Linked DNA regions of Mus musculus: regions 2, 3, 4, 5, 6 and 7 are each linked to region 1. The links are chromatin loops, found by intact Hi-C in ENCODE. Cell type or tissue: left cerebral cortex. All regions are shown on one strand. Region 1 has its middle 13 kb from the start of Gm51542. Region 2 holds the start of Asf1b (anti-silencing function 1B histone chaperone). Region 3 overlaps Adgrl1 (adhesion G protein-coupled receptor L1). Region 4 has its middle 25 kb from the start of Gm26721. Region 5 overlaps Gm26721 (predicted gene, 26721). Region 6 overlaps Gm26721 (predicted gene, 26721). Region 7 holds the start of Mir1668 (microRNA 1668).

What was found. Peaks named below come from ENCODE experiments on the same cell type or tissue, not always from the same donor. Only the 100,000 strongest peaks of a DNase experiment are listed, where the experiment ranks them.
Region 2: a loop joins it to region 1, with 11 times the contacts of the local background. A loop is called at or near these places in 18 of 42 quality-filtered maps.
Region 3: it touches region 1 in a loop (9-fold over the local background); 7 of 42 quality-filtered maps call a loop at or near these places.
Region 4: a loop joins it to region 1, with 5 times the contacts of the local background. A loop is called at or near these places in 5 of 42 quality-filtered maps.
Region 5: a loop joins it to region 1, with 7 times the contacts of the local background. A loop is called at or near these places in 38 of 42 quality-filtered maps.
Region 6: it touches region 1 in a loop (6-fold over the local background); 38 of 42 quality-filtered maps call a loop at or near these places.
Region 7: it touches region 1 in a loop (2.8-fold over the local background); 14 of 42 quality-filtered maps call a loop at or near these places.

The regions. Positions count from the first base shown.
Region 1 is chr8:83,781,538-83,785,537 of GRCm38, forward strand. No RefSeq gene overlaps it. Among named protein-coding and RNA genes, the nearest start is that of Gm51542, 13 kb to the left of the region's middle. In left cerebral cortex, a CTCF peak has its summit at 1,844; a DNase peak (open chromatin) is centred at 1,803; H3K27ac peaks cover 402 bases.
Region 2 is chr8:83,953,527-83,957,526 of GRCm38, forward strand. Asf1b (anti-silencing function 1B histone chaperone) reads left to right here and starts at 2,168. Exons shown (of 4, transcript NM_024184.2): 1 at 2,168-2,411. The coding sequence starts at 2,303. Gm10644 (predicted gene 10644) reads right to left here and starts at 1,807. Exons shown (of 5, transcript NR_169070.1): 1 at 1,577-1,807. In left cerebral cortex, CTCF peaks have their summits at 622 (motif pointing right), 1,795, 2,002 and 3,513; DNase peaks (open chromatin) are centred at 1,956 and 3,501; H3K4me3 peaks cover 1,327 bases; H3K27ac peaks cover 323 bases.
Region 3 is chr8:83,919,722-83,923,721 of GRCm38, forward strand. It overlaps Adgrl1 (adhesion G protein-coupled receptor L1), which reads left to right. Exons shown (of 23, transcript NM_181039.2): 4 at 3,278-3,387. Among named protein-coding and RNA genes, the nearest start is that of Adgrl1, 22 kb to the left of the region's middle. In left cerebral cortex, a CTCF peak has its summit at 2,074 (motif pointing left); DNase peaks (open chromatin) are centred at 1,462 and 2,064; H3K27ac peaks cover 559 bases.
Region 4 is chr8:83,872,813-83,876,812 of GRCm38, forward strand. No RefSeq gene overlaps it. Among named protein-coding and RNA genes, the nearest start is that of Gm26721, 25 kb to the right of the region's middle. In left cerebral cortex, no CTCF peak of the experiment used is centred here; DNase peaks (open chromatin) are centred at 2,187, 2,665, 3,037 and 3,848; H3K4me3 peaks cover 1,972 bases; H3K27ac peaks cover 1,814 bases.
Region 5 is chr8:83,893,765-83,897,764 of GRCm38, forward strand. The region is part of intron 1 of Gm26721 (predicted gene, 26721); the gene reads right to left. Among named protein-coding and RNA genes, the nearest start is that of Gm26721, 4.0 kb to the right of the region's middle. In left cerebral cortex, CTCF peaks have their summits at 375 (motif pointing left), 2,313 (motif pointing left) and 3,712; DNase peaks (open chromatin) are centred at 373, 2,325 and 3,615; H3K4me3 peaks cover 511 bases; H3K27ac peaks cover 733 bases.
Region 6 is chr8:83,886,447-83,890,446 of GRCm38, forward strand. Gm26721 (predicted gene, 26721) reads right to left here. Exons shown (of 4, transcript NR_166528.1): 2 at 3,841-3,864; 3 at 3,462-3,570; 4 at 630-1,786. Among named protein-coding and RNA genes, the nearest start is that of Gm26721, 11 kb to the right of the region's middle. In left cerebral cortex, no CTCF peak of the experiment used is centred here; a DNase peak (open chromatin) is centred at 2,199.
Region 7 is chr8:83,723,128-83,727,127 of GRCm38, forward strand. Ddx39a (DEAD box helicase 39a) reads left to right here. Exons shown (of 11, transcript NM_197982.3): 11 at 1-224. The coding sequence ends at 14. Adgre5 (adhesion G protein-coupled receptor E5) reads right to left here. Exons shown (of 20, transcript NM_011925.2): 13 at 2,738-2,902; 14 at 2,028-2,219; 15 at 1,642-1,871; 16 at 1,491-1,560; 17 at 1,311-1,402; 18 at 1,065-1,233; 19 at 852-950; 20 at 124-775. The coding sequence ends at 746. It overlaps Mir1668 (microRNA 1668), which reads right to left and starts at 857; the gene lies at 751-857. In left cerebral cortex, a CTCF peak has its summit at 1,850 (motif pointing right); a DNase peak (open chromatin) is centred at 1,821.

The DNA of each region.
Region 1 (4,000 bases):
AAGTCTGGCTGAGCTACAGAGCAAGCTCAAGGCCAGTCTGTGCAGTTTCCTAAGGGCCTGAGAATGGAAGCTGTAGGTTCAATCCATAGTGCCATACAGTAAAGAAATAGTTTTATTTTAACATTTGAAGAGCAAGCAAGGTTCTTGAGGACTGGAGTGAGAGCTCCCTGCAGTGAGGGAAGGCTAGAGATGTAGCCGCCTACCCCCGCCACCTTGTGCTTTTTAAACTTCATTTATTCTTTTGAGACAGGGTCTTTTTTTGTTTTTGTTTTTGTTTTTGTTTTGTTTTGTTTTGGTTTGGTTTTGGTTTTTCAAGACAGGGTTTCTCTGTGTAGCCCTGGCTGTCCTGGAACTTACTCTGTAGACCAGGCTGGCCTCGAACTCAGAAATCCGCCTGCCTCTGCCTCCCGAGTGCTGGGATTAAAGGCGTGTGCCACCACGTCCGGCGAGACAGGGTCTTAAAAACTCAGGATAGTCTCATGTAATTCAGAATAGTCCAGATTTACAATGTAGCTAAGGATGGCCCTGACTGCCTGGCCCTCCTGCCTCTCCAACCTCATCTAGCTTCATACATTTTAGAAAATTTGTGGTCAGAGGCAAAGGCCAAAGAGAGTGATGATTAGACTTGTTTGTGAGCCAGGGTCCTTTCTGTGAGTCACATGGCAGCTGAGAGTGGGGTGGTGACCCCACAGGTTTTGGCTCAGTGTAAGGCTTATTCTTCCCCGGGTCAAATTTCTGTCCCGGTGTGTGTGTGTGGGGGGGGTCTTGATACCACCCCTCTCTCAGTTCTGGCTACCCTGACCTCTCTTATAAGAATTCATCAACTGCCCTCTGAGATGGCTCAGTGGGTAAAGCCACTAGCTGCCTAACCTGAAGACTTAAGTTCAATCCCCAGAACCTGCCTGGTAGGAGAGAAGCAACTCCTGCATGGGTCCTCTGACCCCTACATGTGTGCCATAGCATGTGCACTGTCACACGTGTGCATACACAGTAAATAAATAAATAGCACATTGGCTTAAAGACGTCGACTCTGTGATTCAGTCTTGCAAATGACCTGAGTTCAGTTCCTAGCACCCACCTGTAATTCTAGTTTCAGGGCACCTGACACCCCCTTCTGATCTCAGAGGGTACCAGGTATGTGGGGTACAGACACACATGCAGGGAAAACAGTCATACACATAAGATAAATCTGAAAGAGGGAGAGAGCTTTACCTTCAAGCTTGCCTGCCCCAGGGCCTTTGCATTTGCCACACCTAACTGGAAAACCTAATGTAATTCATTCTTTCTCTCTCTCTCTCTCATGTTCATGTGTGTCTAGGTGTGTATGTGTGTCCGTGTGTATTGGTACCTGGAGCTTGGTGTGCTCATGGGGTAGCTCAGAGCTTTTCAACCCTCTGCACAAGCCACACCGCCTGGAGCCGGCTCTGATCTGCGGTCTGGCTCTTCAGTCATGAACGTGTCACTCTATCCCTCTGTTGGCCTTCTCCTCAGTACACTTACTGAATCCAGCAATTGTCTTGTCTTGTCTGGTCCCAGTTGCCCTCCTGAGCTCACCCTCATCCTCATGCCATCAGGAGCTCTGGCCGATTTAAATGCTCTCTTCCCTGTCTCTGACCCCAGACCAGGACAAGCACAGAGGCGCTCGGCAAATGTCTGTTGCATGAATACGCGGACAAATTCTGGCTGAGAAAGCGTCCTTTGCAGGAGAATTTCATAAACGTGAGCTGTTTCTAAAACTACTCCTGGGGATGGGGGAGGGTGCGCCCTGGGCGGGGAGGAGGTGGCTGTGACCCACTTTCGCAGGCGCCGCTCGCACCTCCACTTGGCGGCCCACAGGTGGCGCTCGCTCCCCGCGCTGCAGCAGCAGCCTTACCGGTCACTAGCGGTGTGTCCGGGTGTTTTTGCAGACAGAGGCCTGTAGACACCGCCTGGTTGGGAAGCTTTTTGATCATGTGTGAGGTAGAGATGAAGGTGCCCTCTCTACCTATTTCCTAGCAGTGCGCACACTAGCTAAGTAACCCCCAACTTATGCATGCAAGGACAAACTTACATAGGCCATGGCTGGCTCAGGGATGGAGGCAGGTGCGCATTCACAGTAGCGATGTGTATTGTAGAGAGAAACTGAGGCTCAGGCTAGTGACATGACTTGCTCAGGTTCATAAACCAGGTGAATGGGTGACCTAACATAAAAATACATTTTAGCCTAGTGACCTGAGTCCAAATCCCTGAAACCACGTGAAGGTGGGAGGAGAGAACAGATTCTACAAAGGTGTCTTCTAGCCTCTGCACATGCGCTATGGATCCCTCCACCAGTAATAAATTTAAAAAGGCAGACAGATCTCTGAGTTTGAGCTGGTCTACACAGGAAGTTTCAGGACAGGCAGGGCTATTTGGTGAGACCCCATTTCTAAATAAATAAATAAATAAATAAATAAATAACCGACCAACCATGTAGGCTGGAGTTGGAAGAGTGCTTTTCTAGCCTGCATGCTGCTCTGGGTTGGATCTCTAGCACTGACTAAAACCAGAAATGCTGTTCTCACCTGGCACTCACAAGGTGCAAGTAGAGGATCCTGCTTCATCGCGAATTCAAGTCCATCCCGGGCTACATGAAACCTGTCTCATAAAATAAAATAAAATAAAATAAAATAAAATAAAATAAAATAAAATAAAATAAAACAAAACATACAGCTGAGAGAGCTAGGGGTGTCGCCCAGTGGAAGAATACTTTCTGTGTATGCAGAATATGATCCTTGGTTCAATTTGTGCCCTTCCCCCTCAAAAAGCATTGGAAAACCCTGGCATGGGAGTGGTGCCCAGGCTATAAAATGCCTCTTCCAGGTGGGCGCGGGAGACACAACAGCCTTGAATGTTCCATCTCCCCAGCTCCCACCCCCTCTGGTTCAGCTGCTCTCTGAGGTTCCTGAGTCTCTGCCTCTTGATGTTGGCTCCTTGTTTGAAGGGGATCACTCTGCAGTTTGGAGGATGCTGGGTGGATCCCTGGTCATCGAAGCTGAACCCCTCTGTCTCATGGGCCCCTTGCCTGCTGCTGAACCATGGCTGCCCTGCTCCAAGCCCCACCCCAGGATTTTTCTTGCTTTCCCCAAGGTCAGAGTCCAGAGGGCCTTCCTGGAACCCCACCCCCACAATGTACAGGAGAGAAAATGAGGCACGAGGAGGCCTTAAGGGAAGAATAGCCAGGAAAAGAGAGAGAACGTCTACTGAGCAGACCCACATAGGACTTTGTAAACTGGTGTGTGCCTTTACCTAGTTCAAGGTCAGATTGGGATTCAAGAATGGGAGCCTAGTACCTGATTCAGCTAATAATCTCCGAAGGCTTTTGGAGAGAAACTTGAGAAGCCGCTGGGTCTCTACACCAAGTACCTGTTGTGGCTGGGTGCTGGGCCCGGTGCCCACCCACTAACCTCGCCAGAGATCTCTCCTCGTGGTGTGTTAATCCCTGAACTTCTGGCTTGGGGTTGGGTACACTCAAAGGTTTGGATGTCCAGATGAGGTTATGCCCAGAGTATCTACTCAGGGGTGCCCCTGCCCTTTGCTGTGGTCGTTCAGAAGCCCTCTTTGGGCACAGTGAGCCTGCTACTCTAGCCCAAGCGGGTGGCTGCAGCCGGCTGTGTGTATGTTTGGCATGCCTGTGTGTTTGTCTGCTGCGATGTGTTTACATCAGATTTTTCTGGCCCGAGTGTGTCTGTCTTTGTTTATCCTTCTGCTCTGTCTCCATGAATGCGGAGGAAACTTCTGTTTTCAATTGGAGGCCAGAGAAATATCTTAGTGCGACGTGTGCTCAGATGGATTGGAAGGGATTTCCCACTGGATTCTCTAAGGTTAGAGTAGGGGGAGGATTCTGCCGGAATCCAGGCCAGAGGGAGAAGCTGCCGGAACTGGTCCTTCTGTGTCAGGAAAGAAACTGAGGCACAGGGTGGCCTGAGAAAGGGTAGCCGGAAACAGGGGATGCCTACTATAAACTAGCCACATGTAGAGT
Region 2 (4,000 bases), 170 kb after region 1:
TGTTGTCTGGCTGTCCTGGAACTCAATCTGTAGACAAGGCTGGTCTCAAACTCACAGAGATCTGCCTGCCTCTTAATTGCTGAATAATTGTTCCAGCATTAAAATAAAAATCCTTAAATAATAAGGATATATATTCTTTTTTTTTTTTTTTTTTTTTTGGTTTTTCGAGACAGGGTTTCTCTGTATAGCCTTGGCTGTCCTGGAACTCACTTTGTAGACCAGGCTGGCCTCGAACTCAGAAATCTGCCTGCCTCTGCCTCCCGAGTGCTGGGATTAAAGGCGTGCACCACCACGCCCAGCTAAGAATATATATTCTTAAATATTATATACTTAAACAATATGAGTGCAGATGCTTACAGAGACCAGAGGACGGTATCAGATCCTTTGAAGCTAGAGCGGGTTGGAAGTCAGGTCCTCTGCAAGAGCAGTATACTCTTAAAGCACTGAACCACTTCTCTAGCCCTCAAATTCCTCATCTCACAAGAATGGCCTTGAACTCCTAACCTGCCTCCTAAGTGCTGAAATTACTGGCTTACATTTTCTTTTTTTTTTTAATATTTATTTATTTATTATATGTAAGTACACTGTAGCTGTCTTCAGACACACCAGAAGAGGGAGTCAGATCTTGTTACAGATGGTTGTAAGCCACCATGTGGTTGCTGGGATTTGAACTCAGGACCTTCAGAAGAGCAGTCGGGTGCTCTTACCTGCTGAGCCATCTCACCAGCCCCTTACATTTTCAACTATAAATTTTGTGAAATATAAAAGGTCAGATACCTCTTTCAAATAAAAGTGGACAGTCCCATGCTAGGTTACAGACCTGTTTGAAATGTGAAACACATACAGGATCCCAAAGACTTCTCAATGAGTAAAAAGGTGCAGGATAGCTCATTGGTGTTTTTAGAATGGTCATATTTGAAATGATTATTTTTGTCCTATTTAGTTAAGTGTCTATTAAAAATCATATTCATTGCTTCTTGGCCTTTTTGCATTGGCCAAGTATGAAAACTAATTTACTTACTTCCCCAAACTCACTGTGTAGATCAGGCTGGCCCACAGAAGTCTGCCTACCTCTGAGTCCTGAGATTAATGGCACGCATCTACCTTTCCATTTTGTTTTAACCTTTAAAAGATGTGATTGGTAAAGGTTGTGTAAGAAGCTATGACAGGGTATAAAGAACCAGAAAGTAAGGAGAAAAGGTAAGTTTCACAGACAGCGGCAGTTAACTGGTTTGGTTTTGGATCAGGGTTTCTCTGTGTAGCCCTGGCTGTCCTAGAACTTGCTCTGCAGACCAGGCTGGCCTCGAACTCACAGGTCCACCTGCCTCTGCCTCCCGTGTGCTGGGATAAAAAGCGTGCGTCACCGAGCCCGGGCTGAAAGACAGAGTGCAGAGGCAGGATTCAAACCCTGGTCTGTCCACGAACCAGAACTCCCTTCGGACTGAGACTCGATCCTGTATCCCCTCTCATCGCTACGCCATCTTGTCTCAGGGGTGATCTAAACCTTCTCGACAGTCTCCTCGACCATGATTTTCAAAGGTAGGAACCCCTCAGGGTAGTCCCCAGAAACGCTCACCTGCTGACAGCCGCCTAAACCGCCCAGGCCACTCTCTCCTCCTTAAAGCTTTTCACTGTGAGGGTGTGCGATTTCCACAGCTCTCCAGCCCGGCGTTCCTCACGCCCACCATAATAGCCAATCACGTCTCAGAAACCCGCTTACGGCCACGCCCACGATCGATACTCAATCACTGCGAGTGCGAGTGCCGTCTTCTCAGCGCGTTTTAGTGAGAGTCGCGCGCCACCGTTCGGCCGTTGGTGGCGCTGCTCTCTGTGAGGTGCGTCTACCGGAAAAGCGGAACGAGGGGCGGGGGATGCCGGTGCGGTAACCCTTGGGATTGGACAAGAGAAGTTCCGCGCTCTAACTCCGCCCACCCCGGAGCGAGCTATTCCAGTCGGAGACTCCAGGGATTGGTTCCCGATAGACCTTTACGAAGCTAAGAGATTAACGTTCCGCCTCCTGGGGCCCGTGAAGAGGGAGCTTCTCTGATTGGTCTGAGGGTCCAGGCGCGCGCCTGAAGACGCCTCGAGATTGGCTGATGGCTCGCGCCGTCATCGGTCCTTAGCGGCGATTGGCTGGAAGGCGGAGCCGGCTATTTGAAGGGAGCGCGCTGAGCGGAGGAGCGCTTCAGAGGGAAGAGTTGGGAGACGCAGGGAGGTTTCCGTCCTGTCGTCCCCCCCTTCTTCTCTGTCGCAAGTCACTGTGAAGAAGTCTCCACAGCAGCTGCGGCTCCCGGGCGCGGTGATGGCCAAGGTGTCGGTGCTGAATGTGGCTGTGCTGGAGAACCCGAGCCCTTTCCACAGCCCCTTCCGGTTCGAGATCAGCTTCGAATGCAGTGAGGCCCTGTCTGACGGTGAGGCCGGGCCTGAGCCGGGGACCCCAGACCCTCCTGCCCTCGGGGTTTCGCCACCCCCAATCTCCCGGGGCCAACTAGATCTCCCATTAGATACGCCTCCATGGCCCAGCTCCGGTCTCTCGGTGGAGCCGGCTCTGTCCAGTGTACATTGTCTGGTGGAGGCCTCGTCACCCTTCGTCTTGCACCGCTTGTCCTTGTACGCTTTCCCTGGAGACCCGCAGCCACGCCTTTTCCCTATGGCTAGACCCCGCGTTGATGCCCTTCCTCCTAAGAAACCATCCACGTGTCCTATGGAATCCCAACCTCCAGTCCCGTCCCCCCCCCTTTTCCTTGTGGGTATCTTTTCCTACAAAGCAGCCAGACTCTTCTGTTGCCCTGTCCGCCCATGTCAAGACCTTCTTCACCCCATGGCTCCCAAAAACCCCCTCCCCAGACAACTCCAGATTTGTCCCCCACAACTCCTGCTTGCCAACCGTAACAACATGGTGTTGCCTATAAGCCTTCTTCCTTTAGGTTAGTCCCAGATCCTATGTCTGAGCTCCCTCTGAGGAGAGATGGGGGCTTCTGACTCCAGGCTTTGTAGGTAACTTGGTCTCCCCAGCTCCTGGTCTGGGTGAATGTCCTGAGGTGAGGGGTGCCACAGCCAGGCAGGCCTCTTCCAGTTTCTGAGATTTCTACTAGCTGCCAGCTAACTCAGTGCAAGGAACCCCTCATCCCTTTTGATGGGCTGACCTTGTCTGGGGAGTGGGTGGACTGACCAAACAGGGATGGGATCCAACTTCCATCAACTGGGAGGCCACGGGCTTTTGTGGATCTTTCACAGAATGACTTAATTCATCTGTGGGACATAAAGGTGGACATGGCTCTCATCACACAGATGAGAGAACAAGAGCCATAAAGAGCAAAAGACTTTCAAATAAATCCATGAACATGTAAACTGTGAAGTCACTTTGGATTCTCAGCTCCCCAGCAAAAGGCAAGTCCTGTTTTCAGAGGACCTGCTTTCAACACTCCACGAGACCATTTCTCTACTGAGTGTTGAAAGGATGTAGCAGCTGAGGAGGTGGAGCTCTGAGAGCCTAGGCTGTGGCAACTAGTGCCTCTTGGTGGCTGTTGGTGGTATTCAGTTAAGGCCAGCCACTCCTGTTCACTTGGAGCTGCTATGTGTGTGCTTGGGGTGGGTCAGTGGCTCAGCCTCTCCCTAGTTTCTTACCCCTTAAGTTTAAATGAATCTACTTATGACTAACTATAGAATAAGCTGGGTTAAATCCTTACTGGAACAAGGCAGGGTGTAAATAAATAAATAAAAGGTAGAGTAACAGTGTGGAATACGATTTATTTGGAAGCCAAGAGGAGATATAAGGAGCTGATAGATTAAGGGATTCACAGTTCCCAGATGCTGAGAGATCAGGTTTCAATCAGTCTGTTTGTGCTCCTTGCATTTAAAAATGGTTGCATGGTCATTGCCTAGTATTACTTTTATTCCTTATTTATAGAACCAGAACAGCGAGGCTAGAGTCAGCCTGTTGGTCATGTTTTAATAGGAGCAGGGTGATTTTTCCAAGTCAGCCAGATAGTAGTAGAAG
Region 3 (4,000 bases), 140 kb after region 1:
CATCTTATCTATGATAGGCCATTCTCCCTGGGCCGCCAGTGAGCACAGTGGACACTTGAGTCCAACCCTATACCTCTGCTTGGAACTCTCTGTCCCCACCCTTCCTCTACAAAAGCCCAAGCCTTCTTGAGGCTGAGTGCATCTGTGACCTGCCCTGACCGATGACCCTCCTTCCCTGTGAGCTCACTCAGTGCCCCCTACGCAAGATTGTGCAGTGCTTGCTGGGTCAGTTCTCAGTACTTGAACATGCGTCAGAATTTGCAGCCCTGTAGCCCGAAGGCCCCCAGCCTCCTTTTCTGGTCTGTCACATCCTTCAAGGGGATCTGTGGGCCACAGGAACCTGGCCTGTTAGCTGGGAAGTGACAGAGCCAACTGCTGTGTTTGGGGTTTTGTTCTCTCTTTCTTTTTAAAGATTTTTTAAAAAGATTTTTATTTATCTTATGTATATGAGTATACCGTAGCTTACAGATATGGTTGTGAGCCTTCATGTGGTTGTTGAAAATTGAATGTAGGACCTCTGCTCGCTCTGGTCAACCCTGCTCGCTCAGTCCCTCCTTGCTCTAGCCCAATTATTTATTATTATAAATGAATAAGTACACTGTAGCTGTCTTCAGATGCACCAGAAGAGGGTGTCAGATCTCATTATGGGTGGTTGTGAGCCACCATGTGGTTGCTGGGATTTGAACTCAGGATCTTTGGAAGAGCAGTCAGTCAGTGCTCTTACCCATTGAGCCATCTCGATGGCCCCCCTTTAATTTTTTATTTTTTAGAAACATGAGTATGTTCCAAGTGGCTATTCTCTGCTTCCTTGTGGCTGTCTGCCTAACTGGACACTTCTGTACACGCCGAGGCTTCAGGACCTACCCTATTCCTGACCCCTTCAGGGCCCTGCCTGCCTTCCATCCATATTGCCATCAGATAGTTAGCCTTTGCTTGCTATTTCATCTTATGTCCTCCCTAACTCTTAAGTTACTGGCCATATGGGGACAACAGACTTTTGTCCTTTACTGCTGTGGCTATGGCCAGGTACACAGCAGTTGCTCACTTGATGCTTCAGAGGTGAGAGTTCAAGGCCTGCACGGTAGGAACAGGAGGAAGGCTGGAAGCAGCATAGTTGGCAGAGGAGAGGAAGACACCAAGATCGTCACAGGACATTGGGAAGACCGGCTGGTTCAAAGTGTGCAAGGCTGGGGCTGCCTCACCACCTTTGCCCCGTTCTCCTGGTACCTCATCCAGCCTCCAACCAGGACTTAGGCCCTCCCCCCTCCCTTGAGCACCTGGAAGATATTTCCACAATATCTGCACAGCTAGAGCAGAGTCATGTCTGTGTCCTCCTCCACACTGGAGGCTGAGCGGTGAGTTACAGGGACCAGGGAGCATGATGGGGCCTCGGGAGCTTGCTTCTCCTCTGCGTGCCCCAGCTTTGTGTCTGTCAGGGTCATGGCTACGCTGCCTGGACAGATGCCGCCGGACTGAGTCCCACCACTTAATGACAGATGCACACCCACTCTCCATGGTAGTTCACTCCAGCTTCAGGGGAGTCTCAGGTACAGAGCTGGGGGGTGACTCGGGGCCCGGCCTTGTACACATCTGATGAGCATCTGCCATTGGGCTACACTTACCGTTGAAATTAAAAACTCTAAATTTGAATGCTTTTGGCGACATTTTGTGCATTGACCAGCTCAGCTTAGCTCCAGAGCATTCCATGGCTTCAAAAAGAAACCACATAGCTTTTATCAGCTGCTTCCCAGTCTCCTGCTGCCTCAGCTCTGTGTTCTCTGTCCGGGTATTTGCGTTGGCTCTATATACATCATACATACATACATAAATACATACATACATACACACACACCCCATCCTGCCCCATGCAGGTTTTCCTCACAATCACTGTTGAAATTTATCCTTGGTATGCGTCAGCACCATAGCCCATTTCCTAGCCCATTCTGTCATGTGGGCAGGCTACATTTTACAAGGCACTACACCACTGATGCCACCAAGATCTCTAACAGGCTACATTTTGCTCAGCATTCCTCCATGGACAGACTTTTGTGTTGTCTCCCCCTGTTGGTGGAAGTAGGCAGTACAGCTGTGAACATGTGTGTTGAGGATTTGTTCATACACTTGTTATAAATTCTGTAGAGCGCACTGCTGAAGACTGGGATTGCTGTGTTCTATGAGGCCATGGCTGAGCTTTAAAGAAAGGATTTGGGTGGGTGGATAACACCAGACTTCGCCATGCCTAGTTCTCCATTTCCTCCCTAGCCTCCCCCCGATTTCCTCTTCTGTCCTTCCTGGTGCCGGGAAGAACTAGAGGCAGATTCAGGTTACTTTTTTGTTTTGGTTTTTCATTTTTTTGGATTTCAAGACAGGGTTTCTCTGTGTATCCTTGCAACTCTCTGTAGACCTGGCTGGCCTCAAACTCCACCTGCCTTTGCCTCCCAAGTGCTGGATTATCATGGCTTCCAGGATGCATGGGGATGTGTGACCATTCTGCCTTTCTCCTTTCCCCCTTTTGTTGCATCAGTCCAGGCCCTCAAGTTGTCCACATTTGGGGTGAGTCTTCTCTCTGGCAAGACCCTCGCAGACATGCCTAGAAGCACGCCTGACTAATGTCATAGGCAGTTCTAAACCCAGTCTAGCTAAAAACGAGGGTGAACCTTAGCTGGGCACTGATGGTGGTAACGACTAACGTGAAGATGCAGGGAGTTGGCAGTGACTGGACTTGAGGCGCCCCTGCAGGAGGGGATAGGGTCTGTGTGGTGAGCAGCCACCAAATGTGGACAAGCGTCTGTGATGGTATCTTCGAGTTGTAAAATAAGGCATCCTTATCCATGGAGGAGCCAGCAGGGACTGCGGTTGGTGAATCCCTGTAGAGATTCATGACTTTTCTGGCTGTGCTGGCTGCAGACCCTCTCAGACACTGTCCAAGAGTGTGACAGTGACCATGAGAAGGGCCAAGGTGTCACAACAGGCACTAAGTCTTCTGTGGATGCTGTAGTTTGCAAAAATACCCATCACATGTGGTAGTATGTGTACTTTTACTAACTGGCACGGGGGCTTCACACTCAAGTTAAAGAAGCCTGCCAGAGGTGTACTGGTCTAGGGAGAACCTGCCTCGTGGCTGCAGAGACTTGTGGGACAGAAGGCAGGCAGGAAGCAAAAGAGCACTCCAGTCTCTGCACTCCATAGCACCTTCCCTTTGGACTGCGTTTGCTCTCTGACCCTTGAGCCTCCTGAGTCCACCATTCTCAGCTCCTTTTTCCTTCTCCGTCTGTAGGTGTAATAACCGAACCCAGTGTGTGGTGGTGGCCGGCTCTGACGCCTTTCCTGACCCCTGTCCTGGAACCTACAAATACCTGGAGGTGCAGTACGACTGTGTCCCTTACAGTGAGTCATCTTGTTCCTCATGCTGTTTTGGGCCCTTCCCCCAGTGGAGCAGGGACGGAGAACCTTGATCCAGTACACCTGTGCGCACATGCGCACACATCCATAGGGCTGGGCACAGGGCAGCAGGCTTGCTCCCACTCGGACACATTCTTTTCACAAACCACTTGTCCATATTTGGTGGCTGCTATCCCACTGTACAGACCCTGTCCCCCTTCCTGTAGGGGCATCTTCAGTGCTAGTCACCTGCCCACTACCCCTGCTTCCTCACGTGCCCTTTACTTGCTAAAGTCCTTCAGAGCCACACTCCTACAACCCGCTAGCATCGCCCAGCCTTCCACCGGCTCTGCCTCCCTCCTGATAGTGTTCACACCCGAATGGCCCTCACCTTCACCGTCTCCTCCACTCGTCGCTCCTTACGTATTACCCTGAGAACACTTCCTGTCCACAAAGGAAGTGCTGCCCCCTAAGATGATCTTTGGGAGCCAGCGCCTAACTATCCTGCATCTGACCAAGGGAAGCAGACAGAGCTCATGCGTCCTCAGCGCCCCAGTAGCCCTGCCCACTGTCCTCCCGCCTCCACCCACCACCCCTTCTGTCCTCTCACCTGGCTTCA
Region 4 (4,000 bases), 91 kb after region 1:
AGGACACCAGCACTCACAGACACATCCACACACAGATATTATAATTTAAAAAAAATAGCAATATAAATTTTAAAGTATTTTTAGAATTTTTTTTAAGAAAAATAAAATTTGGAGAGGTAGCTCAGCAGTTAAGAGCACTTGCTGATCTCCCAGAGGACCGTGGTTTGGTTCCGAGTACCCATATGGCAACTTACAACTGTCTATAACTCCAGTCCCTTTTCTGCCTTCCTCGGGCACCAAGCATGCATGTGATGCACACAGACACACATGCAGGCAACCCTCACACCCATAAAATATTCTTAAAAGAAAAAAGTTGGGGCTAGAAATGAGTCCAGTGCTTGCCACACAGCATGTGGGTCTGAGTTTGAATCCTGATTCCTGCATTTAAAGCCATGGCAGTGTGTCTCGTAATACCAGTGCTAGGAGGCAAAAGCAGTCGAATCCCTGAGACTCACTCTGTGACCAGTCAGTAGCCAAGGGCTGTGCACTCCAAGCTCAGTCTCAAAACATAAAGCAGAGGCCGGGTATGGTGACAAAGGCCTTTAGTTGCAGCACTCAAAAGGCAGAGGCAGGCAGATCTTTGTGAGCTCAAGACCAGCTTAGTCTACACAGCAAGTTCCAGGACAGCCAAGACTACAGAGAGACCCTGTCTGGAAAAACTACTGCTGCTGCTGCTGCTGCTACTGGTGATGATGGTGCTGCTGCTGCTGCTGCTGTGGAGAACACCACAGGAAGACACCAGATGTCAACTATCCTCTTTGCACACATGCACACACAACTAGAATAAGGCTGTGTTTTCTTGGAGGCTTGCAGGAGCTCCGATAGCGTCCGTTCTTAATAAATGGCTGCTTTACACCACCTTGACTACCCAGAAAACAAGGTCTAGGTCCAAGTTGGTGCTGGACGACAGAGGAAGACTGCCTCTCTCTGTCTTTAGGGCCAAGTCAGACACCTTTGCGCTGCCAGAAAAGCAAAGCTAAGTTCTCAAAGCTCCTGGACTTTTAATTTGTTTAAACATTTATTTATTGGTGTTTGGGGATAGAGCCGTCAAAGCATAACTTGGAACAGTTGGTGCTCGCCTTCCAGCAGGTGAGTCCAGGGCATTGAATCCAAGGTCATTGAACCCATCAGGTTAGCAGCAACCACTTAACCCTACTAGGCTATCATGCTAGGACTATCTATTTGAAATCAGGCTTCCTCTTCCCTTTCTCCACCTTTGCTGCTCCAGATGGCTAGGAGAGATTCGCAGGAAGAAGGCACTGGGATCCACACAGCTTAGGAACCACACACGGCTGAGGGAAGAGCCCACCCCCCATTTTTCAGACTGGATCTACTGTGTAGCCCTACCTTGATGGAAACTCACTATATAGACCATATAAACTCTCTATAGACTAGGCCAGCCATGAACTCCTGGTCCCCCATTTGCTACATCTCAAGGTCTAGGATTACAGGTGTGAGCCACCATGCCCAGTTACATGCAGTGTGCTGAGGATGGAATTCACTGCTGTGTGCATGGTAGGGCGCACTGAATCATATCCCTGACCTCACATTTTTACGGAGTCTACTATCTCTCCACGTGGACGTGGACAGCATGAGCCACTAGGGCAGAGGCAGACTCTAGACAAAGCAAAGGTATTAAATCCCAGCCAGCCACAATAGAGAGGCCACCGCAGGCTGAGCTCAGAGGTGTATAAGCTCAAGGTTATCTTTAGAAGCAGACATTATCTTGTCTCCCCAACCCCTAGAACTGCTGGGTTTTTATGTGTCTGTGACAGTGCAGGTTGTCTTAGGGGCGTGTTGCATGTAGGTGCATTACAATACAGCACACAGCACACTCAATGTCAAAAGAAGTCAGGCGACTTGCCTAAGGTCACACAGCTAAGAAATGGACCGAGAACAAGAAAACCCAACTCTGACCTTCCTTCTTGACTAGAAAGCAGTCTCGTTGTGTGCCTGGTACGGTTTCGGATCACCTTGGGATACCAGGGTCTACCGTGGTGGCTTGGCAATAAGTGAAGCCAGGGAAGACAGTCATCCTCATGGCGGTAACTCTTGCCCTTGAGCCACAGCGCAGGCACAGGGTGAGATGTCAACCCAAACACTGGGACTCCCGGATTCCCGCTTAGGCCTGTCAGAAGTGTGGAGGAGTCCCGGGCTCTGGGGAGCGCCCGCTGCTACTGCTCATGCGCAGTGCGCGGGAGCTCGGCTGGCGAGCTGCGGGGTCTCATTAGCACCACCATCATTACGGCAGATTTATGTGCGATCCCTCCCGCACTCTGGGGCCGCTCCCGGCTCAGCACGCGGGGAGGGGACGGGCTGCAGTAGGCACCAGTGCGGGACGGGATGGATTCGTGGGAGCTAGCGGGTTCTAGAGCCGCCGCGCCCTTTCGGGCCAAAGCCAGAGCCACGTCCCGGTCCGCGGACCCCGTGGTCCACTTGCGGGGTTGGAGGGATCTGGGCGCCGCCGACTCGCCCCAGTGACCCCCGAAAGCTTTCGCGCCCCGGCGTAGTGGGTCCGGGGCTGCGCGGGAGAGGTGGGCGACGCGGGTACCAGGTCCCCGGGCTGGGAGCGGGCGCTTCTCCAAACACCACTCCTCCCCTCCTCCGCCTGCGAGACGGCTGCGGCCCCGCCTAGGGAGAGGGGGGACCAGAAGGAAGTGCTCCTGGAGGGAAGTGTGGCGGGATGAAGGGAGAAGGGGCAGCGCACTCCCGGGAGCGGGAGGCAGTCCTAGGAGGAGGGGAGGTGGGCAGGAGGGAGGGAACTGGGCTGGCCAGGAACCGAGAAGCGGAGCAGGAGAGCGGGCGGGGGGGAAGGGGGGGAGGGCTGGTAGGCCCGCTGGGGTGCCGCGGGCGAGGAAGAGAGGAGGGGGAACTGGGAGGGCGAGGCAGTGAGTGCAACCTGGGCAGTATCAAGAGAAAGGCACCTCTCGCATCTTCCCTAAACTATCTTTAACTCCAGGCTGCATTTCCATTCTCTATCCTGGTTCCCATCCTCCCGTATGGAGGCGGCTGCACACATTGGCCTGGCTCTCCACTCTCCTTCCCGCCCTGGCATCCAGGGTGCCAGACTGGGAGGTAACACGCCTCTTCCATCTGTCTCCCAAGTCATCCGCTTCCCAAGGCCTCCAGGGTTGACCCTGAGAACCCTCTCTTAGGAGAGACCGATGTTTAAATTTAGTAAGCACCTCTGTCCTAGCTTCTTGGGACCAGCAGAGGTTCCAGAGAGAGAAACTGAGGCAGAGAGCAAAGACCCAACACGGATCTCTACGAATCCCGCGTTATCTTTGGACACTAACCAGCCTGTCTCTCCTGCTCCGAGCTCTCCTGTTCCTCCGTGGGCAACCGTGGTGGCTGTTTCAAGGCCCCCCCCCAAAGCCCAGCCTTCCTGCTTCGCCACGGGGAGCTCCCAAAAGCCTGAAAATATCTTTAAATTAGGAAAAAGAGCTAAGCCGCCAGAGTCCTTTGGTCTATTAAAGGAGGAGCAGAGGCCACCGGCGTCCCCACCCCCCCGCTCGGATTTTGCATTTGAAGCGCAGACGGCGGGGCCGGTCGGCCGCTGGCGGGGCCGCGGGGCCGGCCAGCCGCGTCCCTTTCAGCGCCCGACCCCCCGCTAGGTGTGCCGGAATTAGGACAGCGCCCCTCTCCGCTGCTTTCATCCCCCAGGGCGGCGGGGGCCTCAGAGGCGCTAATGAAGCGCCTGAAGCTGTTTGGCTTAAGGAAAAGGCCGGAATTCTGGGCAATGTGAGACTGGGGGTTGAGGGTAGCGTCTGGAAATCTGCCTTGAAGTGTCCCAGGACCTTGTTGGCTTGGCCTGGACAAAGCAGTACCGTCCTTTTAGCTCTGCTGGCCTCTGGAACCCAACTCCGGGCTCCTCCCAGCCTGCAGCTGCTAGTTCTGGTAGCTTGGGTTCACTTCCAAGCTTCACTGATTTGGGGGGCGGGGCAGGGGGAACCTCAGGCAGCTCAGAGCCTCAGTTTCCCTGTCAAGCGATTCATCAAGA
Region 5 (4,000 bases), 110 kb after region 1:
CCAGTAAGCATTCAGGATCTCTTAAGGACCCTTCTTCCTTTTTATCTACTCATCTATCTCTTGATCTCACTCATAAGTATGTCTGGGGTGGCATCTTCCAAACTCCTTTCTACTCCTATACCACTGCTCCCTCCTGCCAGTCTCTACAACACTGCCAGTCCTGTCTCACCTCCTCCCCACCCCTGTCCCCACACACTTTTTTCTTCCCCCAGTCCCCATCTCAGGCACTCTCTGCATTCTCCTTCCCTCCAGCCCATCAGACCTCAGCTTTCCCCTTCTCCAGGCTGGGGAGGTAGCTGTGCCTCCTGCACACCTGGGGAGAAGGGACGAGCTGGCTCACCTGCAGTCACAGAACAGTAGGACAGCGGCCCCTAGTGGCTGGGGAAAGAACCACGGTTTATTTTAACGGGACCGACTGGGTTCCTGGTAGCACATCAGCCCCAAAGACATATCTTTGGCCCAAAGTTTTGGAGGTTCCCTCCATAATCATATAGCCTGCAGAAAGGCAACATATCTTTCTTGGTAGTAGATGTGAAGAACACACCATTCAGTTCCTAAACAGGAAGTAAAAGGGGGAGATGGGAAGGGAGGAGACCCTCACAGTTTTCTTCAGTCACCCTCAGTGTGGTGGTTTGAATGAGAATAGCCCCCAGAAGCTCATATGTTTGAACACTTGGTCTTGAACACTTAGTGGAACTGTTTGGGAAGGGTTAGAAGGCGTGGTCTTGTTGGAGGGGGTGTGTCATGAGGGTGGGCTTTGGGGTTTAAAATCTACACCATTCCCAGTTAGCTGGCTCTGCCTTGAGCCTGTGTCATAGATGTGAGTTCTCAGCTACTGCTCCAGCACCTTGCTTGCCCAATGGCTGCCATGTTCCCCACCATGGTGGTCATGGGTTCTGACCCTCTGAAACTGTAAACCCCAAATAAACTCCTTCTTTTCTAAGTGCCTTAGCCATGATGTTGTATTACAGCAACAGAAAATAACTAAGGCACTTTGTGATTCAAAGACCTCTATAAAGCTCCAACTCCCAAAGGTGTATGTACTGACTCCCAACAGTGCCAAGCTGGGACCAAGCTTTCAACACGAGTGCCGGCAGCAGAGGACATGCACGACAGACAAGAACACTCTAAGGTGGGCAGTACTGTGGAGAGGAATGCGAAGGTCGGGGTGCTAGGCACGTGGAGGTGCAAGGGTTAAGGAGTGTCTCTACAGCATACTCTAAACCCAGCCACTCTTCCTTCCCTTGTGTCCTATGCCTTCACTCACCAACCTCTCGTCTGATGGTCAGCTTCCGACTCCCCAGCTCTCTCAAGTCACCCCTATAACTTTTTAAATATATATTTAGTGTGTGTGTGCACACTGCATGTGTGCATGAGTGTGGGTATAGCTCAGAGGACAACGTGTGAGAGTCAGTTCTCTCTTTCTGCTATGTGAGTTCCAGGAATCGAACTCAGATCATCATGTTTGGTAGCAAATGCCTTTACTTGCTGAGCCATTTTGCTGTTCCACGCACATTATTTTTAAAAACCGAGGCTAAAATATTATTATGTAAAAGTAAGTGCTCAACACTCCAGGACGGACAGCCCAGGGCACGTGTCTAGGTCCACGACATGTCTACCAGTCTCACACCCCCGCCATAGGAAACCCTATTATCCACCACTGCCCTCTCTCTCCCAGTCTCGGACCACCATTTCCTGTCTCTATTCTTTTGATATTTCACACCAACGGAGTCATATACTATCATACTACATGACTTCAAACTCAGGGCACTTCTACCTCAGCCTCCAGAACGCTGAGATTACAGAATGTGCCTCCTTGTCCAGTTTTGACTCCAGTTCTGTAATTGCTCTGTGAGATCTGGAACCTCGACTGTCCTTCTGTGAGATGGAGAAGGGGGTCTTCTCACACCTGGGCCATGCCCCCAGGGCTGACTTGCTTTAGTGCTTGCTAGTTGGTGGGTCAAATGTAAATATTACAGCTAACCTCCAAATATCCCCACTCCTTCTGATGCTCAGCTACCCTGCATCTGTCCTCACTCCACTTCCTTGCTGTGCTGGGGATTGGAACATGGCCTTCGATAGACCCTGGCAAGAGCCCTACCAGCTCCTCCCAAGAGCAGATTCTGAGCCAGCGCTCTAAGATTGACTGACATTCCTCAATCCTCACGGAGGGATCTTAGGCAGGTGCCCTACTGCAGAAGCACATCTTAGCCCCTCACATCTTCCTCCCCATCTCCATTGCTATCCTCCACCAGCACACTATCCGTTATCAGCAGTCTCTGGCATTTGCTCTCTACCCCACACTCTCCCCCTAGTGGCCATTAGGACCTGTGCACACTTGAGTTCCTTCTCGCCCTTCCTTCCCATAGTTTCTGTCTCATGGCCCACTAAGCCAACGTACTCAGTACCTCCTCCCTCTCATCTGAAGGGGCCTTCACTGATCTGCTCAATGCTCCTGCCTCTGGACCCTGGAAAAGGCTGTTCAATCTGCCTGGCAGGACCTTCCTCATATTCCCTCCCCAACCCTGAGGCTCCTCCCTTTTCTCAGCTCTTTATTCAAACCCCATCTTCCTGGAGAGACCTCCAGGGACCTCCCCCAACTAAAGAGCGTAGCGCTGAAGCTATGAGAGTCTACCGTGAATGCAGTCTTCTGTCCCACTCCTACATTGCAAAGCCTGCCACCATTTCTGGGTTCATTTTATTTCCTTTCCTTGGTGACACTTGTGTCTTGGTGGCATCGTTTATGCATTTGCAGGACCTTGTAGTATTTGTTTGTTTCACCAATTAGAATGTCAGTCCCAGAGGAGATAATTTGTTCACTGCCATCGAACTGAGTTTTGGAGTTAAAGGTATGCTCACGATGTCCAGCGCTCAGTGAGGCCTTTATCTCACTGTTCACTTGAGTGGGTTCTGAGTGTGGTACTGGAAGGAGCTCAGAAATTGCTCAAGGGATCCAGTACAGGAAGCCCCCAGGGACCGCAAGAGTGCACAAACCCCAATCATCCAGCTCCCTCGACAGGTCACATCGATCTTGCAGGTGCAGCAGGCATCTCCTGGAAGGAGTTGGGCTGAGACAAATTTGGAACCCTAGAAACAAGGGTTTACTGAGCCAGAGACCGTAGGCCCCACACACTGAGAGCCCAGAAGGGTACCATTATGTCTTGGAATGAGGTGTCCAACATGCTAGATGCTCAGGCTATGGGATCACAATGATGCAGAACATTGGGTATCTTCATGCCCAGACACTCTGCACATCGGTGTCCTCAAGTACACGGTGCTCAAAAGATGGGGTGTCGTGCCTATAGACTTAGGGTAACCCAAGACGCAGGACAGCCTGTGCATAAGGATCTAATGGGACCAGGTGTACAGAATGTAATGCCAAGGAACGACGTGGTCACTCTGCATAAGGTCCCAACGTGAAAGGCAGGATGCTAGAGTGAACTGCACCCTATCCAGGCCTCGGGTACCTCTAAGGAGTAGAGGGTTAGAGGTACCCGCAGCGGGCGAGTCTGCGCGCGCGCGTGCACGCTTTGGTTCCCGGAGCCCGGCTGCCGGCGCAGCCTCCACTGCGACTGCGCAGGCAGAGTCCGGGGTGTGCGGGTGACTCTTCGTGTTCACAACCTCCCTGCATCCTTTGCCTTCTGAGCCCTCTGCCCAAGAACCCAAGAGCCACGGTTAGGATGGAGGCTGGCAAGCCAATTCGGCCGCCACCAGGGGCGCACCACCGGCCACCAGAATTGGGGGAGAGAAGGGTTTTGGAAAGCGGGAGGGGGAGGGGACATCCTGCTAGGATTTTTCCAAACTGAGCCTTGGTCCTTAAAAAATATATATATCACGACTTTTCTTCATAATGGAGCGTGCTAGTTCAAACTATCTCCTGGATTGCTTTTGCAGAAGAGATGGGTGGGCTGCTGGAGAAAGGAAGCTAGTAGCTAAAGGACTCCTCCCTCTCCATTTGGGCTGGAGATAGAATCCAGGCCCTTACACATGCTGGGCAACC
Region 6 (4,000 bases), 100 kb after region 1:
GTTCTCTGACAAACCCCTTCACTCTAGGTGGGAATGCATCCCACGCAGCACTACTTAAATAGAAAGGTCACCTAGTAGGGCCAGAGATGAGAGTCAGTTGGTAGAATGCTTGCCTCGCATGCACAAGGCTAAGGGTTGGAGACATGATGGTGCCTGCCAGAGATCCCAGCATCAGAAACAGAGGCAGGAGGATCAGAAGTTCAAGGTCATCTTCAACTACATAGTGAGTTGGAAGCCAGTCTGGCGCATGCAAGACCCTGTATCAAAAATAAATAGGTTCCTTCCTACCAAAATAAGGAGGGGCAGGGCAGTGGTGGGGCACACCTTTAACAGGGGCGTAGAAGCAAGCAGAGCTCTCTGAGTTCGAGGCCAGCCTGGTCTAGAAAGTGAGTTTCAGGATAGCCAGGGCTACACAGAGAAGCCCCATCATATATATATATATATATATGTGTGTGTGTGTGTGTGTGTGTGTGTGTGTGTGTGTGCGTGCGTGTGCGTGTGTATAAAACCCACGCACAAAATAAATAAACAAACAAACAAATAAATAAGGAGGGGCGGGTATGTGGTGGGAATATCTGCAATCACTCCAGATGTAGGCTTAGATTTTTTAAAACATACTTTTCTTATGGTTTGTTTGTTTTAAGATTTATTTATTCTATTTTATGTGAGTACATTGTTGGTGTCTTCAGAAACACCAAAAGAGGGCATCCGATCCCAGTACAGATGGTTGTGAACTACCATGTGGTTGCTGGGAATTGAACCTGGGATTTCTGGAAGAGCAGTCAGTAATCCTAACTGATGAGCCATCTCTTGAGCCCCCTTATTTAAGGTTCTTAAACTCTTCAACCGCTCTTCTAACTTACCAACCAGACAAAGTGGAAAAAGAAGGTTAATTGGAAACGGGTGGACCGGACTAGAAGTAGCTTCTTGGGGTGATTCTTCTCTTTGTTGTCAGGATACCAGCAGTCCGGTCCAACAGCAAACACCAAACATGAATCAGTAGTGGCAGCTCAATCCAGCAGAAGCCGCAAGGGTCTGCTACATCCCTGAGTCAGCAGAAGCGACCGGCATCAGCCAGAATACCAGGAGAAGTTCTTTGATGCGTTTCTCTCTATGAAGTGAAGACCAGCGAAGCATTGTACAGTGTATCAATGCAAGAGCGTCTCCCCACAGTTTGTGGGGTTCCATTTATATTCTTTCTAAACATCACAAGCCCTCTCAAGTGTCTGCAGCAAAACATCACACGCCCTCTCAGAAGACAACGTCCAGGAAAACATCACACGATACAAGGGAGTTGCTAAAGAAACCAGAAATTTCCACTTCATCCAGAGGCAGGTGGATCTCTGTGAGTTCAAGACCAGCCTGTTCTACATAGCAAGTTTCAAGCTAGTCAGGGTTACATAGTAAGGCCATGTTTAAAAAGAAAATTAAACACATAAAAACAATGGGGTCAAGCTGGGCATGGTGGCACAGGCCTTTAATCCCAGCACTTGGGAGGCAGAGGCAGGCAGATTTCTGAGTTCGAGGCCAGCCTGGTCTACAGACCGAGTTCCAGGACAGCCAGGGCTACACAGAGAAACCCTATCTTAGAAAAAACAAAAACAAAACAAAAAAAAAACCAAAAACCAATGGGGTCATCAAAATGGCTGAACACTTGCTGCCAATCCTGAGTTCTGAGTTCAAGTTCCTGGAGCACGCCCTTCAGAAGGTGAAGACCCAAGGAGAGAGCCACTGCGCCACTGCCAAGCACTCTTCTCTGACTTCCACGTGGGTGCTGTGCACACTCCTCTCCCCCAGAATGAAAGAAATGTAAGTTTAACTTAAAATAAATAAATGCATAAATAAATGCAAGAAAGGTCAGATGGGATCCCAGTAGGATGTTCTAGAATGTTCTTGGGGGGAGGGGTGACACATCATTGTGCATACACAATCTCACAATCTCTCAGTCATAGACATACACTGAGAGAGAGAGAGAGAGAGAGAGAGAGAGAGAGAGAGAGAGAGAAAGGCCCATATCCCCAATACCTCCATGGAATACTTTCCCTCCCCAGGGCATAAAATGAGCCATGATTAACATACCCCAGTGAGCACACAGCAAAGCCATTTGCTGGCATCTATATTATTTGTCCCCTTGGAGCCTAGAAGAGATGGGAGGAGAGTGGGCCTGCGCAGTGTAAACCACATTTCATCACAGGAGGAACAGATGGAAAAATGTCTCCTCCCCTCCCTCCTGCTTCTCAGGCTCAGAGTGAAGAACGGATGTCAGCCACAGATTCACTCCTAGCCACACAAGGGTAGTGTATCTGAAGAGGTGGCCTGGTGGGACTTGGAGACCCAGTGACCCTGCCACTGCCCATGAGCTGCATGCCCAGGCCTCTAGGACTGCCTGATTTGATGGCTTTCCAGTCTTGTTTTAATATTTCCTTTCCTTTTTTATTTTATTTACACTGGTGTGTGTGTGTGTGTGTGTGTGTGTGTGTATGTGTGTGTTTGTGTATATGTGTGTGTGTGTTTATGTGTGTGTCTGTGTGTTTGTGTGTGTCTGTGTGTTTGTGTGTGTGTTTGTATGTGTGTGTGTGTGTATGGACAGTGGGAGGGAGGGAGTGATGAGGACATTGTTTTTGAGAACACAGAGTGTCATATATTCCAGGCTGGCTTCGAACTCACTCTATCCCTGTGGATGCCCTTCAGCCTCTGGCCTCCTGACACCCTAAAAGCATGGCCAGACATGAGAGGCAAATGTGATCAAAGTATGTGGTTATGAAAATGTCACAATAAGACCCATGACTTTATGAATATAAGATAATAAAAGGATCTGGTCAGGGGTAGCATACTCTTATAATACCAGCACTTGGGAGGTAGAGGCAGGCAAATCCCCGAGTTCAAGACCAGCCTCATCTGTAGAGCAAGTTCCAGGACAGCCAGGGCTACACAGAGAAACCCGGCCTAGAAAAACAAACAAACAAACAAACAAACAAACAAACAAACCAGGAGAATCAAAAGAAGAGCTGCCTCACATGCCTCTGAAGTTTGGTGTTCCTGAAAAGAGAGACTGAGGCAAACTGGAGACAAAAAAAGAAACAAAAAAGTTTCCCTTGGCTCCAGGGAGCACTCCCTCTTACCCAGATCTGTTAGCCCTGGAAAGACAGTGGCTGGGGACCAGAGGCTAGCTCAAACTGCTGACTGGAAGGGAAGACCTGACAGTCAGACCAGCTGTGGCCACCTGCACAACTCAGTGCTGAAGCAGAGAGAAGGCAGGTAAAACTTCAGGGAGCCTGGACTCCTAGGGCAGGCCGATGGCAGCCACTTCTCCCACAAAAGGAAAAACACCACATCTTGACACCTATGGCGGGCTGTCACTGCTGTTGTATGCTCCTGTTGCTATAAGAAAATGCCCAAGCTTGGTAATTTATGTACTGTAGAAATGTACTGTTTAGTCAAGCAGTAAAGGTTTGTGTTACCTGATGTCCTAGAATTCAGGAGGCTGAGGCAGGAGAATTGCCATTAATTTGAGTCCAGCCTGGGTTCTGTAGTTCCAGGCCAGACTGCTGCAGAATGAGACAGTAGCATCTAAAGAAACAAAGAAAACAAAACTATACTCACTGTTGAGCACTCCAGGCCCCACAGGTAGCACCAAACCCAGGGTCACACAGATGGCCTGCTGAAATTCAGTGGCTCACAAAACAAAAGTCATGAATCTCTCAAAGAGATGTGTACGGAGAGAGGGGAGCGGGGATGTAATATTCACACACATGAAAGACAAAATAAATAAGCAAAATAATAGCAAGGCAAGTCAAGGACTAGGCTGGGCTAGCCTGGGGTCAGTATTTGGGGACTTACCTATGCAAAGCCTTGGTTGCAGCCCTAGTACCAAAGAGAAAACAGAAGTGCAGCTCAGTACATTCAAGAGTTGTGTGACTATTGTCTCCATTCTAGAACACTCTCTTTACCTCAAATCAGTCATTTCTTCCCTTCTTTTGCTCCAGTCCCTTGCAGCCTC
Region 7 (4,000 bases), 58 kb before region 1:
AGCAGAGCCGGTAACCGTATGTGTAGCCAGGGCAACATGGCCACTCTCTTTCCCACCTGCTGCTTCAGAACCTCTTTCTAGGTGACAAATCGATGTCTCTTTTTATTGTTCCAAAGCTTTAGTGATGTAAGAATAAACTTTTATTGTGAATGCATGGCTCCAGCCCCATCCCTTTCGGTCAACATCTCATGGGGTTGGGTCAAGCCAGCAAACTTCTCACCAGCAAACGTGCCATCTTTTTTATCAATATGATATTTAATTTTGTGTGTCAACATTGAAAGGTTTACAGGTTAAAAAAATTACAAAACCTAGTCTTTAGCTGTGAGACCTTCTGCCCTGGATGTGGAGCAGCGAGGCCTCTGTACCGTGAGCCTCAGCAGCAGGCGGGCTTCAGTGGCTGACGTGGCATCCACAGTCTTAGCTTAAGGAAACTGAACCCAGCACCCTGGCAAAGAGCCCAGGTCTCAAGGGCTCTTCCCTTTGTCCTAGGACTGCCTGCCTCGTGTACCAGGCAGTGGGCTGCAGGTCTGGGCTGGCTGCATTCTGTTTCTCTGGTAGGCAGTAGCTGTGGTGAGGCAGAGACAACCAGAAGCAGGACCAGCGACCCCTTGCCCCGTGGCAGGGCTCATTGCTGGGTTTGCATCCCTTCTTTATATGAAGTGGGGTCAAAGGCCGAAAGGTGGCAGGAACAGAAGGCAGAATGACAGCCGTGAGTATGTGCTGCTGTCCTTCATGGAACTCGCCTTCACATCCCTGATTCTGAGGACCTGAGAGCCTGCAGAGAAGGAGGCCTTTGAGGCTGAGCTCACCTAGGCCTGCCCTCCCAGCCCCACTGCAGGCCAGCCCCTTACCCGTGTTTGGCTGGTGCCAGTGCCTGTTGTGGAAGAGTTGAACTCTGTGTACTTGCTCCCAGTGACCATGCAGGCCCATTTCCAGTACTCTTCCCTCACCTGTGAACACAAGGCACCAGGTTATGGGGAAAAAAGGAGCTGGGCTAGGGACTCAGGCCTGGCCCTGCCTCCTCCCACCCTGGGCTCTTCCATAGCCAGCTCTGGTCAGCCTACCTTTTTGTTGAGCAGGCAGAGCATCACATAGAGGAATAGGCCCTGCAGGCAGTTGAGCAGGGTAAAGATGTAGGATAGCCATGTGCTATGGGGGTTGAAGAGGAACAGGCCGAAGCCCCAGGTGCAGCCCAGCACAAGGAGCTGGGCGATGGAGGTGATGGTCAGCACCCTGTGGGGGTGGACAACTGTAGCAAACAGCCCGGTCTCCAGCCCTTGCCCCAAAGCCTCCTTCCCTGCCCCTCTCACCTCGCCTTCCTTAACTTCTTCATGTTTGGGTTGATTTCAGAAAACTTCTTTGTGAGCTTCCAGACAGTGATCACGAAAATGGCAGCATTGCACTGAGTGGGGATCATGGTCTCGGGTTATAGGGCTGCAAGGAGTTAGCAGTCTGGCTGCTCAGGCCTCCAGTGCCCAGAGAGTACTTACGAAAATGATGAAGGCCACGGGTCCCGAAAAGCTCCAGAGAAAGCCCTGCTTCCTAAAGTCCAGCCAGCAGCTTGGGGAGGAGAAGGTGCCCCATCAGTCAGTGCCCCAGCCCTGGCCCCGCCCAGCCTGGGCCTCACTTCAGTACACTCACTATGTTGCATGCCCATAGCCATCCATTTTGACAACTGCCATTGAGATGGCCACGATGAGGAGGGGCACCCCGTAGCCAATCAGGCAGCGTTGCCATGTACTCAGGCCTTGGCCCTGGAACACACGCACCACCAGGAAGTAGAGCTCCACGCCCTCCAGTGCCATCCAGCAGAAGGCGGCCAGGAAGCAGAAATGCAGCATCACGGCCACCAGGCGGCAGCGCAGGCCCACCTGTGGGATGGAGAGTTAGGAAGAATCAGTGCCCGGTAGGACCACTGGGCTTCAAAGCCTCATGCCCCAGCAGCGGGGCTCCATCAGGTTCTGGCTCCACACTGAGCCCCAGCTGGGCCTTACTCCTAGGACTTAACTCCATGCTCTGGAACTTACCTCACCCCCTTCATTCTCCACGCCGACCAGGAATATGATTGAGCCCAGGAAGAGGCAGATGCACAGGTGCAGGTGCACCATGGTTCGAGAGCTCTGGATGGGCTTCACCAGCAGGAAGGTCAGGATGCACAGCAGCAGGCAGATCAGGGACAACAACAGCCCCACCTTGGTGATCAATTCCAGCCTTGGGTCCTAGGAGCAGGCAACCAGGATGAGTGGTGTGCCCTCACACCCCTCCTACCTATGATCCTGCATCCTGTCTTGGACTACAGGGCCAACTGGCTAATTCAAGCTGACCATGTGGCCCAGGTAATAGCCATGTTCAGGAAGCTACACTACCTGGAACAATCTACACAGGGCCTTTTATTTGCAGGGGAGGAGGGTTGCCGGGTGAAGTATCTGTTGTCACTGTGCTTTCTGGAGATGGAACTCGGGTTATTAGGTTGGCTACCTGCAGGCACCTTTACTCACTGACCCATCTCATCTGCCCAGACTGGTGTGCTTTTAGCAGTTCTTGACAGTTGTGCAGTGACTCAGACAAGAGGCCTGCATCCATCAGCTACTGGGTCATAAAGAGGATTCCAGGGGAGGAGCTAAAAAGCAAGGCATGGGGCCATCCAAAGGAGCCTGCTTGAACAACACCCTTGAGTGGAGACCATGCTCCTGCCTAGCACACCTGGCTACCTGTGGGTCTAGAGCTTACCGCTTACCTGCACATGGTACTGAGCCATTAGGATGGCAAAGCTGGTCAGGTGGTTGCAGTGGCAGAAGCCAGTGCCATTCATTGAGCAGCCGTCGGTGTCCCAGTACCCATTCCCGTTGTGGGCTTTCCAGAAGGCACATATCAGCTCATGACGTGGCTCAATTGACTCCACCTGTGGGCAGATAGGTGGTGAGGGTGTCGGAAGCACACTTTGAGCACACTTAGGGCCAGTCTGGGGGAGCTGAGAACCTTGCTTTTGGCTACATAAGTATCTACTTTGTGCTCAGAGAGCATGAGGAGCCAGCAACTGAACAACAGGACACCAGCCCTTGCCCTGAGCTGAAACATCACAAGCAGTAGCAGGTAATAAATGCCAAGGAAATTAAAAGAGCCAGCGGGAATGGTTGCCTACAGATTGTAATTTAAAAACAAAAACTAGGTTTATTGGATGTCCTCAGTCTATGTATACTATCTCATACACTCCAGGCTGCCTCAAACAGCAAAGAGTTACAGAGACAAAGTTTGGAGCTGAGACGAAAAGATGGACCATCTAGAAACTGCCATATCCAGGGATCCATCCCATAATCAGCTTCCACACGCTGACACCATTGCATACACTAGCAAGATTTTGTTAGAAGGACCCAGATATGGCTGTCTCTTGTGAGACTATGCCAGGGCCTGGCAAACACAGAAGTGGATGCTCATAGTCAGCTATTGGATGGATCACGGGCCCCCAATGAAGGAGCTAGGGAAAGTACTCAAGCTGCTGAAGGGATCTGCAATCCTATAGGAGGAACAACAATATGAACTATCCAATAACCCCTGGAGCTCGTGTCTCTAGCTGCATATGAATCAGAAGATGGCCTAGTCGGCTATCAGTGGAAAGAGAGGCCCATTGGTCGTGAAAACTTTATATGCCTCAGTACAGGGGAACACCAGGGCCAAGAAGTGGGAGTGGGTGGGTAGGGGAATGGGTGGGGGAGTGTGTGGGGGACTTTTGGGATAGCATTGGAAATGTAATTGAAATAAATACCCAATAAAAAATATGGAAAAAAAAACTGGTTTCTACTACCATGTAGGTCCCAACTCAGGCTGGGAATTAAATTAAGGTTTGGTGAAACCGTGGGAGCTGGGAATTGAACTCACGACCTCTGGAAGAGCAATCAGTGCTCTTAACCACTGAGCCATCTCCCCACCCCTTTTAAAACATTTTATGATACTGAAGACCAAACCTTACCATGCCAGGTAAGCATTCCACCATTGAGTCAAC